Linked DNA regions of Homo sapiens: all the other regions are linked to region 3. A link is a contact called in ENCODE Hi-C data. All regions are on one chromosome and are shown on one strand. Each heading gives the region's core, a stretch centred on a gene start or an enhancer-like site at or near the end of the contact. The rest is flanking DNA. Distances are from core to core; before and after follow the strand shown.

Region 1 (3,908 bases), core at 647-3,146, 1.1 Mb before region 3:
GTCTCTTCAGTTAAGCAATCTGGGGCTGGGGGGTGGGGAGATCTTTGCGGCTTTATCCTACCCTTCACGTCCAACCACCCAGCAAGCCTGGGCCAAGTCAAGCAGCCCCTACAAGCAATATCCTACCAATGTGTATTCAACATTGATTTGGTCAGGATATGGAGAAATGTATTATTTTTTAATCAATAAAAAGTCTAAGTAGAAACAGATTTTTAAAATAATCCACTTCTACTAGCTGAAGAACAGGAAATGTTCTAAAAAAAGTTTAATGATCAGTTCCCATTTTTCTGAAGCTCATCTTCTCACTTCAGTTTTGTTTATTCGTAATTTTAAGAACAAGAAATCATTTTGAGAGGTATATGAAAGGGTGAGTTAAACCACTCATTCTCGGGAAACAGCACTAGGCCACCTACTGTTGACTCAGAAGTTTCAACTGACCAAGAGTGCACAGGTGCATCTCAAAAATATCCATTTTAGATGCGCTGCTGCTAATAAAGTGTTGTTTTCATTTCCTTTTGAGAACTGTCAAAAGACAAAATTACAACAAATGTAGTTAAGTGATCTAATTGGCTTTTATTTGTGATGAATGGATCAGGGTACTATCTCCCATAAAAATTTAGAAAAGGTGGCTGGGCACCATGGCTCATGCCTGTAATCCCAACACTTTGGGAGGCCAAGGCAGGAGGATCACTTGATCCCAGAAGTTTGAGAACAGCCTGTGTAACAGAGAGAGACCCCCATCTCTACCCAAAATCAATCAATCAATAAAATAAAAAATTTAGAAAAGGTGATCTGATGAGCTAAGCAGAAGAGGTGGGCTTTATAGGCAGAAAAGGGGTTAAAAAAAAGCAGAAATAAGGAACAAAAAGTGAATCGGTCATTTCAAAGTTACTTTCCTTATCGGATTAAAGCAGGGGGTACTCCTTTATCATGCCAGCTAAAACTGGCCTGTTAGGGGATTTGGCTATGCTGTCTTTCCCTCTTTCTCTCTCTCCCCCTTAGTTTCTTGAAAGGTAGATGACTTAGTTTCTGTTTGGTGACATGAAACTTTAGCATGAGTGACTCCATTTTGGTTTGATCTGTAGAGGCCCAGTCCAAATCAATAGCATCGTACAAATTTTATTTAAAAGAATAGTGCTGCTGGGCGTGGTGGCTCATGCCTGTAATGCCAACAATTTGGGAGGCTGAGGCCAGTGGATCACTTGAGGTCAGGAGTTTGAGACCAGCCTGGCCAACATGCTGAAACTCCATCTCTACTAAAAAATACAAAAATTAGCCAGGCATGGTGGTGTGTGTCTGTAGTCCCAGCTACTCAGGAGGCTGAGGCATGAGAATTGCTTCAGCCTGGGAGGTGGAGGTTGCAGAGATTGCACCACTGCATTCCAGCCTGGGCGACACAACGAGACTCTGTCTCCATTAAAAAAAATAAAAAAAGGATAGTGTCTACCTCAGTGAGACTGGAGCCAGTTTTTAGCTCCACAGCTACATAAGGAGTTGATAGAAAAACTGGAGTAATGAACACTGTTTTCCAGTTCATCTCACTGGTGTGTGGAGTTGATTTGGTTTTGCCAGTGTTATTTAGCATCCTTTTAAAATCACCCCTCCCCAACCCATCTCCTCGTACAGCTGCCCACAGGCCTGGCTCAGAAATCTGTCTCAGAAACTGAGTACCACCTAGTCTAGTCACAGTTTCTTTATGAACTACTCTGCCTTGGCTCACTGACTTGAAGTTGACAACTTACTCTTGAATAATTTAACTCCTTTCTTGGAACTGACTCCTTCTTCAGACTTCTCTTAACTTTCACTTCTGCATGTGGGAAGAAAGTAAAGGTATTAGAGACACACTGTGTAACTGGCTACAGGGTACATGGACCTTATTTCCCCCTCCCTGACAGCAAGGGCTTGTACTCAGCCTGATGTCTGGGCATAATATAAACCTAGCTTGATCTCTATTCATCACAGTCTCCACCTTTACTTACTTGAGTGTGATGATTTGTTTGAGATGTTTTGCTTTACTCATGAGGGTATGGAAATACGAAAAAAAGATAGATTGACTCATACTGTAATTCTACACTGATACATTGCAGCAATATTAACATTAATTCAATTTAAAATTCCACATTCCACATGTGTATTTGGCAATGTAGTTCTGGGAGGTAATTTGGAAATACATATCAAAACCTTAACAATAGTTACATTAGTCAAGAGCCTTGATTGCCAAAGACAGAAAGCCAGTTCAGATTAGTTTAAATAAACAGGGAAATTTATTAGGTCAAATAATTGGACAAGTCTAGGGAAGCACCTTGCTTCGGTCATGGCTGAGACCAGGAACTGAAATGATGGCATCAGGCTGGGCGCAGTGGCTGACACCTCTAATCCCAGCACTTTGGAAGCCTGAAGCAGGAGGATCGCTTGAGGCCAGGAGTTCCAGACGAGCTGGGGCAACATAGTGAAACCCTATCTCTACAAAAATAAAAATAAATTAGCCAGGCATGGACGTGCACACCTGTAATCACAGCCACTGGGGAGGCTGAAGCAGGAGAATGGCTTGAACCCAAGAGTTTGAGGCTGCAGTGAACCATGAACGCGTCACTGCACTCCAGCCTGGGTGACAGTGAGACCTTGTCTCAAAAAAAAAAGAAAGAAAGAAAGAGAAAAAAGATGTCAGTAGGAATCCCCCTTTGTCACTTCATTATTTAGCTCTGCTTTCTTCCATGTTGGCATCAAGAGGGCCCTCATCAGTCCCAACCTTAAATGATTTTTGGTGCCATTTAAGAATTTCAGAAGGAAAGAGATGTTTTCATCCAAGAGTTATTATCAGACCTAGAAAATTTCCCTCTTATTGGCCCTACTTAGATCATATGCTCACTCCTGGACCAGTCACTGTGCCTGGAGTGGTAGGAGACAGGGCACTCTGATCAGTCCCAGCCATGTGATGAAACATTTTACCAGTTGTGGGAGAGGCAGATACTAAAAGGCAATGAGAGAGTGAGGTAGGAGGTCAGTTCTATCATGTGAAAATGAGAAGAAACTCTAGGCAGGCAGAAACAAGTGATATCAAAATACAATGTTCATTCTCGTCTATGAATATTTACCCTTAAGAAATAATCAGAAGTGTGAGAGAGTTATGCAGTTATTCCTCACAGAATTATGTATAATAATAAAAATTGGCTGAACATGGTGGCTCACGCCTGTAATCCCAGCATTTTAGGAGGCTGAGATGGGTGGATCACTGGGGCCCAGGAGTTCAAGACCAGCCAGGCAACATAGGGATACCCCTGCACTACAAAAAAAAAAAAAATTAAAAAATTAGTCAAGCTTCGTGGCACATGCCTGTAGTCCCAGCTACTCAGGAGGCTGAGGTGGGAGGATCACCTGAGCCAGGGAGGTTGAGGCTGCAGTGAGCCATGATCACGCCACTGCACTCCAGCCTGGGTGACAGTGAGACCTTGTCTCAAATAATACAATCTAGAAAGAATTGGAATGTTTAATAGTAAGGGATTTCTTGAATAAATTGGTACCTGGATTCAACAGAACACTATGTGGCCTTTGAAAAGTATTATAGAGGAAAACTCAGCGACATGAAAAAATGTTCAAGGTATCTTGTTAGGCACAACAACAGTATGCGAATCATGATCCCAATTTGTGTGTGTGTGTGTGTGTACATACACACACACACACACACACATATCTTTTTATATACATTTTATGCATATTATATACATTTTATCTATTTAAAACATAACATGTAAATGTTATGAAAGAGTGAAATAATATACTTTACAATGTTGATTACTTCTAGTTGTTGAAATTAGGGATAATTTTCATCATTCTGGTACTTTTCTCTATTTTCTACAGTAAATGTGTCTTTTTAAAAATTAAAAACATTATTGAAAAGCCTTTAATTC
Region 2 (4,021 bases), core at 1,182-3,681, 1.2 Mb after region 3:
TTTGAGACTGAGTCTTGCTCTATTGCCCAGGCTGGAATGCAGTGGCATGATCTTGGCTCACAGCAACCTCTCTGCCTCCCAGGTTCAAGCGATTCTTGTGACTCAGCCTTGTGAGTAGCTGGGATTACAGGCACCCCGCAACCACGCCCGGCTAATTTTTAGTAGAGACGGGGTTTCACCATGTTGGCCAGGCTGGTCTCGAACTCCCGACCTCAAGTGATCTGTCTGCCTCAGCCTCCCAAAGTGCTGAGATTACAGGTGTGAGCCACCATGCCGGGCCATAGAGTAACATCTTTATTGAGATATAATTCACATAACATACAATTCACCTATTTAAAGGGTATAATTCAGTGGTTTTTAGTGTGTTCACAGGGTTGTGTAACCATTACCACAATCTAATTTGAGAACATTTTAATCAATTCAAAAAGAAATCCAACGCCCATGAACATTCACTCTGCATTCCACCCTGTCCCCAGATTGAAAACAACTATGTGTTTTCTGTCTCTATGGATTTTCCTGTTCTGCACATTTCAGATAAGTGGAATCATATAATATGTAGTCATTTGTGAGACGCTTCTTTCACTTTGCATAGTTTTCAAGGTTCATCCATGTGACTGCATGTAATCAGTACTTCATTTCTTTTTATTGCAGAATATAATAATATTCCATTGTATGGATGATACCATGTTTTATTTAGCCATTCCTCAGTTGATAAACATTTTGCTACCTGATTTAAAGCTTACTTTCTGTTTCTCACACTAGTATATGAGCTTAATGAGGGTAAGAACATTTTTGTTGTTTCCCACTCAGTCCCTAGCATTTTGCACATTGCCTGTCTCATGTCAGTGTCAGGTTCAAATCTATCTAGCTGTGCTTTCACTGACGGGGGCCAGGAGGTTTCACAAGGACTCAATGGCTGATTAAATGCTTACAGATACAGATTTCTCAGGGCAGAACTTCTGCAAGCATTTTGGCTGTGGTCAGTTACTTTCAGGTTTTCATTACTTTTTGGTTTTCACAGCATCCGCAAGTGCCCATAGCCATTATCTCAGCTGCCTCTCTCTTTACTCTCTTGCCAATGGTGCCAGGCCACAGCAGGTGTTATCTTATCACCTCAGTCCACCATACATATGCTTATCAATTTGAGGGGTCAGCAATTTCACTGGAGGCTGAAACCCTTGTCATAAATGGCTCCATTTTGAGACATTTCAGATTACAAACCACTGTTATATACCAGCCTAGCATGTAGAAATCACTCAGTACATTTATTGAACACATAATTTAACCATTCATTCACCTGACCAACAGTCATTAAGCACTGACACATTTGTTTTCAACACTCCCTCTCTTCCACGGCAGGCCACTTGGTATGGGAGATAAATATGACAAAGGATCTGCCCTTACGAATCTCATAATCCACTGAAGTGACAACTGTGCAAACAAATAATTAAAGTAAAATTAAGAAGCTGGGCACAGTCTCACATCTGTAATCCCAGCAATTTGGGAGGCGGAGGCGAGGGGATTGCTGAGGCCAGGAGTTCAAGACCAGCTTGGCCAATTTAGTGAGACCCCATCTCCATTAAAAAATGATAAAATAAAATAATTGATTTTGAGAAAGGATGTGGACAAAGTGCAGCACATAGACCAAGGGCCCAGTTCTGTTTGAGGGCATTGGAAGCAACTTCCACAGCAAAGACTTGGGTTGAAATTTACAAAAATAGGAGTTTGCCAGCTTGACAGAGAGGCAGCGGAGGTCAACCAGCAGCACACTTAAGCAGTCATGGAGGCTGACCTAGGCGCTGGACATGGAAAAGTAGCAATCCTGGAGCTTTGTATAGATGTGGGGAGGGAACTTACAGGGGACCAACTAGGCTACTGGGCAATTTCACATTATAAAGAATTTTATATGCTCAAATTAAAGGATTAAAAATTTTCCCCCATGTACATAATAAATTGGCAAAAATGGTTATATTTGAGGGTGACTAAGGAACTCTGGGAAAGAGATCGGCAAACCAGGCACATGTTCTTGACTACTGCAAAAGTACATTTAAAGTAGCCGCGGGGGATACATGTATACTTTTGGGCAGGATTGTGCCGTGGTCCTCTCAGCATGCAGCAAAGTTACTTTGGGGACAGTAGGGAGGTGGGCAGGAGCCAGTGATGACGGAATGGCAATCACATTTGACCTCTGATCTGTTTATTTCCTCCTCCTTGACGTCTCCATATAAATGTTACACGGGCATCCCCACACTCGGATACGCACCCACAGTGGCTGATTCGGGGGTAACCGTGTCATTTGCTTGCAACACTGGCACCTCTGCCCTGCACCCCGGGAGTGAGCAGTGAGTGAGGCTCGGGTCTGGGCGCTGGCTCCGAATCTTCGGGCTGGGAGAGACTCCACCATCTGGGGGCGGCCTGGGGGAGCAGCCTTAGTGTCTTCCTGCTGATGCAATCCGCTAGGTCGCGAGTCTCCGCCGCGAGAGGGCCGGTCTGCAATCCAGCCCGCCACGTGTACTCGCCGCCGCCTCGGGCACTGCCCCAGGTCTTGCTGCAGCCGGGACCGCGCTCTGCAGCCGCAGACCCGGTCCACACGGCCAGGGGCTACGACCCTTGGGATCTGCCCTCCGCTCAGCTCGAGCTTCCCTCGTGGCCGACGGAACAATGAAGGTAACTACTTATGGTTTTGTCCGTGTTTTACAAAAATGTGTGCGTGAATCGAACCGGCGATTTCTCCAAGAAACATAGTTGGCAGGGAGGGGAGGAAGGCGAGACAACCATGGCTTATATCCCCCGCAAACGTCTCAGTATCTTCTTTATCAATCGTAGTTTGCGGGGACCGTGCATTCTGTTCAGATTTCGGTTTAACCTCCACTCGCAGGACGTGCCTTCTCGGACTTTTTCACATTCGCTTTTGGGAACGGAGGTGAAAGTCTGCTACAGCTCCCTCCCCTGCTTGTGAAGTTTGGAAAGGAAGTGAGGGCTTCTCTCAGTTTCTCCTATGCACAGGAGGTGGGGAATTTTGGAGAGGAGGTCTGGGGATGTCCCGGGCTGTAAATGCGCTTTCCTGCAGCGTGTGTTCGTGATGCAGGAGGGAGCGGCTGGAAGAGTTGACCCGGGTGGAGAGGGGAGGGAGAACGATCTTTTCACTGTTAAAAGCAGAAGGCCCCTCTTATTTTGTTTCTTGTGGAAATTAAAGCTTCTAGGAGTTACAAATGATAGACGCCTAAGGGCATTCATTTGTTAAACCAGTGAGCACCCTAATGGCTCTGATCTTGCTAATCAAGGATAATTAGCCTAGCTGCCTATTATTTCTGACTATTTAGGTGTAGGGATGTACACCGTTGAGTGTTTTGTTTTCCTAGTTTCACACACTGGAAAACTGCAATCGCATATAAAACCCGAAGAGCAACTTTTTCCAAGGAAAGTGAAGGATGGGCAGATATTCTTGCCATCTAACATTTTGGAATTGAGATGACCATAATGCAATCTGAACTTCTGGTAGGAATAAAGCCTCGTTTCAGAGTTTCTAAGGAGGGAGATGAAGCGTGGTTCTCAACTGCTCTTATCTACAACCCATCCCAGACCATAGTTTCACTTAGAAGAAATAATATGTAAATAGCGCCTTTGTTGCCAAACAAAAACTTTCACTACAATTAAACAGTAACCGAGTGGAAACTATGCGTTTTTGTATTCAACAGAGATCACACAACTTTTCTTCTATAGTTAGAGGTTCTATTTCTGGCTTCCTCATGCTTGTTTCATTTCAGATGAAAAACACACTTTAGTTGATTATAGCTTTAGTAAGTAAAAGGAGAAAACTAAGAATGAACAGTCTTGCTTTTCCAGCTTTTTCCTGTCCATGTGCAGTTGTGGTTAATTACGCGTTTTTGTAGGTCCAAAAACCCCTGTCCCTTCCACAAGATACTTTTATAACATGGGGAACTAGGTAAGATATCTACAAGTAGTCTCTTTTCTGTTTCCTGATATTTCCTAAGATTAAGAAAGAAATGATTGTATTCTA
Region 3 (3,802 bases), core at 894-3,393:
CTGGGGAGATGGATGTGGCTAGGAAGGTTGAGTCTGTTTACAGAACTTGGGCAGGCTAGGCCCCTACGCTGACATATTATGGGGAGGAAATGCCCATAGTGGGAAGTAAGGATTCACAAATTCAAATGAATCAGAAAGAAAGGAAAAGGAAAGAAGGGAGGAGGAAAGGAAGACAGAGAAAGAAAAGAAAGGAAGGAAGGATGGGAGGGAGGAAAAGAAAGAAAGAAGGAAGGAAAAAGGAAAAACAGAAAAAAAGAAAAATACATGATGAAGTGGGAAAGAGCTGAACAATGCATAGGAGTTAGCATTTAAGATCATCACATCAAGCTACATGAATTAATATCCTACTTGTGTCTTTTGAAATAATTAAAATCAACATATTTTCTGCCTCCTAAAACAAAACCTATTCGCCATTTCTAGTTGCCTTGGATTTGGTAATCTAAGGAAAAAAAAAAGACAAAAGTAATTGCTTCTTTATGATTACTTTACCACAGGTCATAAGGTAGATAATGAGATTTGTGGGGTTTTCCCTATAAAAATACTTTGAATCCTAAATAAAATGTTAAAAGGAGAAATGAGCACATTGCCCATCTGGAACCAAGAAATAGCTGATTTCTTCATAAAGAGGCCATATAATGGTCAAGACATTGATTTTTGTCCCATAGTTTAGGGTTGCCATAGTATCACTGAGTCACTTAAATCTAATCAAAAGCTGGGAAATATTAATTTTGTCAGAGCAGAATGAAGCAGGGGTATAGAATATAGCCATGAAGTGTCTAGACACAATTAACAGGAACTTCAAAGTCACCTTGACCATTATTTCTAGTGTTTTCAGCCTAGCGCAAAAGTCTGGGTATGTGTGAGAATTCTCCCAGATTTTTTTTTAAAAGAAGCAAAATTTAGTCATCTGAACATCCTGAGAGTGTCAGTGTGGCATTGATAATTGTGAGTACAGTATATCCAGTGTGAATTTTTGTAGGCCTGAGGATGAGTTGACCCAATTTAAATGGACCAAAGTTAATTCACTCCAATTTACTCAGAAATGCTTATGTATAAAACCAAGACTCCAGGGTCCAAGAATGAGAATGTATTTCCCAGTAGTCAGTTTACTTTATTAATGGTATAGAATTAGCCATCAAAGAACTGCCTTCCACATGATCATTGTATCCTAGACAGTTGCAAACAAAAGAACTTGCAGTAAAATCTGCAATCACTTAGTGAAGTCAGCAGCCGCTTTTGTTAATTATTAGCCAATACAAAGTTAAGGTGCTATGAATCTGCACCCGGAAAACCCTACCACAAACAAAACAGCACTAACAAGACGGAGCTGAATGCCATTCATCTGGAGACCAGAGTTGTTTTTACTAAACATGAAAAAACATCTGAAAAGAGCTACCTGTATAGAACAAAGTAAAGATCCCTGCTCTAAACCTTTTCCCCCAATACATGATACCTCAAATTTACCATTAGAAATGTATTTGTTTAAATGAAAATGGTACAGTGTTCCACACACTAGATTTGGAGTCAGACACCTGGATTCTAAAACTCAGGCACCACAGGCAAGTCCTCAAATGCTACGGGCCAGTTTCCTCATATGCAAAAGGGTGATACACAAACCTATGCTATAAGCCTCACAGGGTTGTTTTTCACGTCCAGCTATGTCTCGCTGTGTCCTCTACAGCAACCGTACTTCCTGCCAACCACCTTTACAGAGTGTGTCTTCCTGAGCTGCTCTCTATATTTGTCCCTTCTAAAAATCATTTTCTATGAAACTTCCGTCGCAGTCAGCAATGTGTCAATTGTCTGGAATCTTTCTTGTCATTGTCAGGGGTTTCTCCACATCACGTTTCACTGTCAGTGAACATTCCAGGCGATGACCAGTGGAAGAATCCGCGGGCCTTTCTGAGCTACTCGGTTGCTTTGTTTGTTACTCAGCCTTGATGAGGGACCTCTTCAGCCAAAGCAAAAACAGGTGGTGTGAGGCTAATTATCACTCTGTGGTCCTCCCTTTCTCATTTCCCCTTTTTGTCTTTCTAGTCATGCTTTATTTGCATCTTTACCCCACCATTCGAGGTAGATGCCATCTCTGCTCCCTCACACCCAGGCTTAGCACTTCCTTTCCCAAGTTCGAATGAAAATACTGTGGGCTTTCTAACGCTGCAGACAGCGGTTCTAATCCTGGCTCTGGTATTTGTGAGCTACGTGATTAACGGTGACTTCTCTGAACTTGTATCTCCTCATCTGTGTAAACGGAAGTCATGTCTACTTCACGGAGTTCTGGTGTGAACTAAAGGAGATTATATTTGTGCATCTTAATCACATAAGGTGGCCAAAAAATATTAATTTTCTTACTCCTTTAGATATGCTTTCTTCCTTTTGTTCTTTGTCATGTCTTACTTTCATTCTAAGATTCTTTACCATCAAAGTTCTTTGAACTTTTCTTTCTCAATCCCCTCCCAATCTTCTTCATCATCTTTTCTCAGCCCTTTGAGCAAGCACTTCAGCTGAATGGTTACACACAGGAGCTTTTGTCTGAGAGAGGTGAGATTCAGAACTCAGATCCTCTACCTGCCAGCTCTATCACAAGGAAACTTCTGACTTGCCCTGTTCACTGGGGCTAACAACAGGGCTCACCGCACAGGTTGCTGTGGTAACAATGCAATGGTACCTGGGAAAAGCTTAGCAAAGTGGGCTTCATGTGCAATAAGTGGCCATTAATGTTAGCTCTATTTTTTGTCCCCCTGATTCATTATTAAATCTTGCTCTTTCCTTCACATTTATCATGAATGATTTGCCTTCATGTTCTTCTAACTTCAAATTTCCTCTTTCAGATTAACTCTTCCTCTTTCCGCCAAATTACTCTCTGGCCTACACACATATTAACAAAACCAACCAGTGGTCATCAGTCTATTACTGAGGTGCCTAAAGACTCTTTTTTAAATGTTAATATACCTATTGCTTTTGAGGCTTTCAGGTTGTGTGCCATTACCATTTAAGGGTAACGTGAGGGTCACTTTTATGTTGTTGAAGGTTTGATGATCTTTCGCTCTTTTCCTCTGTCCACAACACCATCCCCTTCCATTTTCAGATACGTGCTCCCATCTTTGTCATCTGCGGCCCTCCTTTCTGTGTTGGTAATTGTTTCTTCTTTAATTTTCACCCTCTCATCTTCTAATTCACCTTTCCCTGATTAGTCTGGACAAGTAACTTTAACTTGTGATTCACTATTATTTCATTTACCCAATTTAAGAAGAAAGAGGTGTTACCCAATGGCCTTTCTGTATACCACGAATACACTAGTTGTAACTTTAAAAGCAGCCAACTGACAAGTTCTTCTCATTTGATATTCATAGAACATGGTTTTGCTTTTTTTCCCCTAAAAAGTCGATATTCAATAAAGAATAGATGTCCTCTAGTAGTCTGATAGAGATCTAGATATCACTCCTAATACAGTTTCCCATTATAAAAATTAATCTATCCTGAGCTCCACAGATTGTTTTCTCTGTCATTACACTGTCATGCCCAGCTTCCTCACCATACACTACCATCACCATCCCTCAAACCCTGGGCCCAAACCCCACTACTTTCTCATATAATTCTGGTCCAGGATCTGATGTGGCACCATGTTACTGGGCCCAATTCTACTCTGCCCTAGACCTCTCTGCCCCTTAATCTGCATTCTGATCATACACAAACAGAAAACACTCCAGAAGATTCATATTAACAATAATCGAATGTACAGTAGATACTGGGTTCTCAGCTGAAATGTTTACCTACTTATCTCAGTTAATCTTTATAGGTA

The links. A loop is a pair of places that touch in the nucleus more often than their neighbours do. Pooled maps may share reads with other maps.
Region 1: a pooled map shows a loop between it and region 3 (5-fold over the local background). The contact joins two enhancer-like sites. A Hi-C loop is called at or near these places in 2 of 37 single-sample maps with no recorded cell type and 3 of 50 pooled maps.
Region 2: a loop to region 3 is called in a map with no recorded cell type, with 10 times the contacts of the local background. The contact joins the promoter of BCAT1-DT here to the enhancer-like site in region 3. A Hi-C loop is called at or near these places in 2 of 37 single-sample maps with no recorded cell type and 2 of 50 pooled maps.

Annotation. Positions count from the first base shown.
Region 1 is chr12:27,218,304-27,222,211 of GRCh38, reverse strand. No RefSeq gene overlaps it. Among named protein-coding and RNA genes, the nearest start is that of STK38L, 24 kb to the left of the region's middle. RefSeq lists enhancers at 1,561-1,630, 1,651-1,820, 1,961-2,010. Within about 2 kb of position 1,896, at least 2 of the 41 ENCODE cell types and tissues checked have a DNase peak (open chromatin) inside an H3K27ac peak, as active enhancers do.
Region 2 is chr12:24,947,573-24,951,593 of GRCh38, reverse strand. BCAT1-DT (BCAT1 divergent transcript) reads right to left here and starts at 2,431. Exons shown (of 3, transcript NR_199054.1): 1 at 2,264-2,431. BCAT1 (branched chain amino acid transaminase 1) reads left to right here and starts at 2,493. Exons shown (of 11, transcript NM_005504.7): 1 at 2,493-2,667. The coding sequence starts at 2,662. RefSeq lists enhancers at 2,040-2,129, 2,250-2,599.
Region 3 is chr12:26,154,657-26,158,458 of GRCh38, reverse strand. It overlaps a transcript of SSPN not described here. Among named protein-coding and RNA genes, the nearest start is that of BHLHE41, 32 kb to the right of the region's middle. Within about 2 kb of position 2,143, at least 5 of the 41 ENCODE cell types and tissues checked have a DNase peak (open chromatin) inside an H3K27ac peak, as active enhancers do.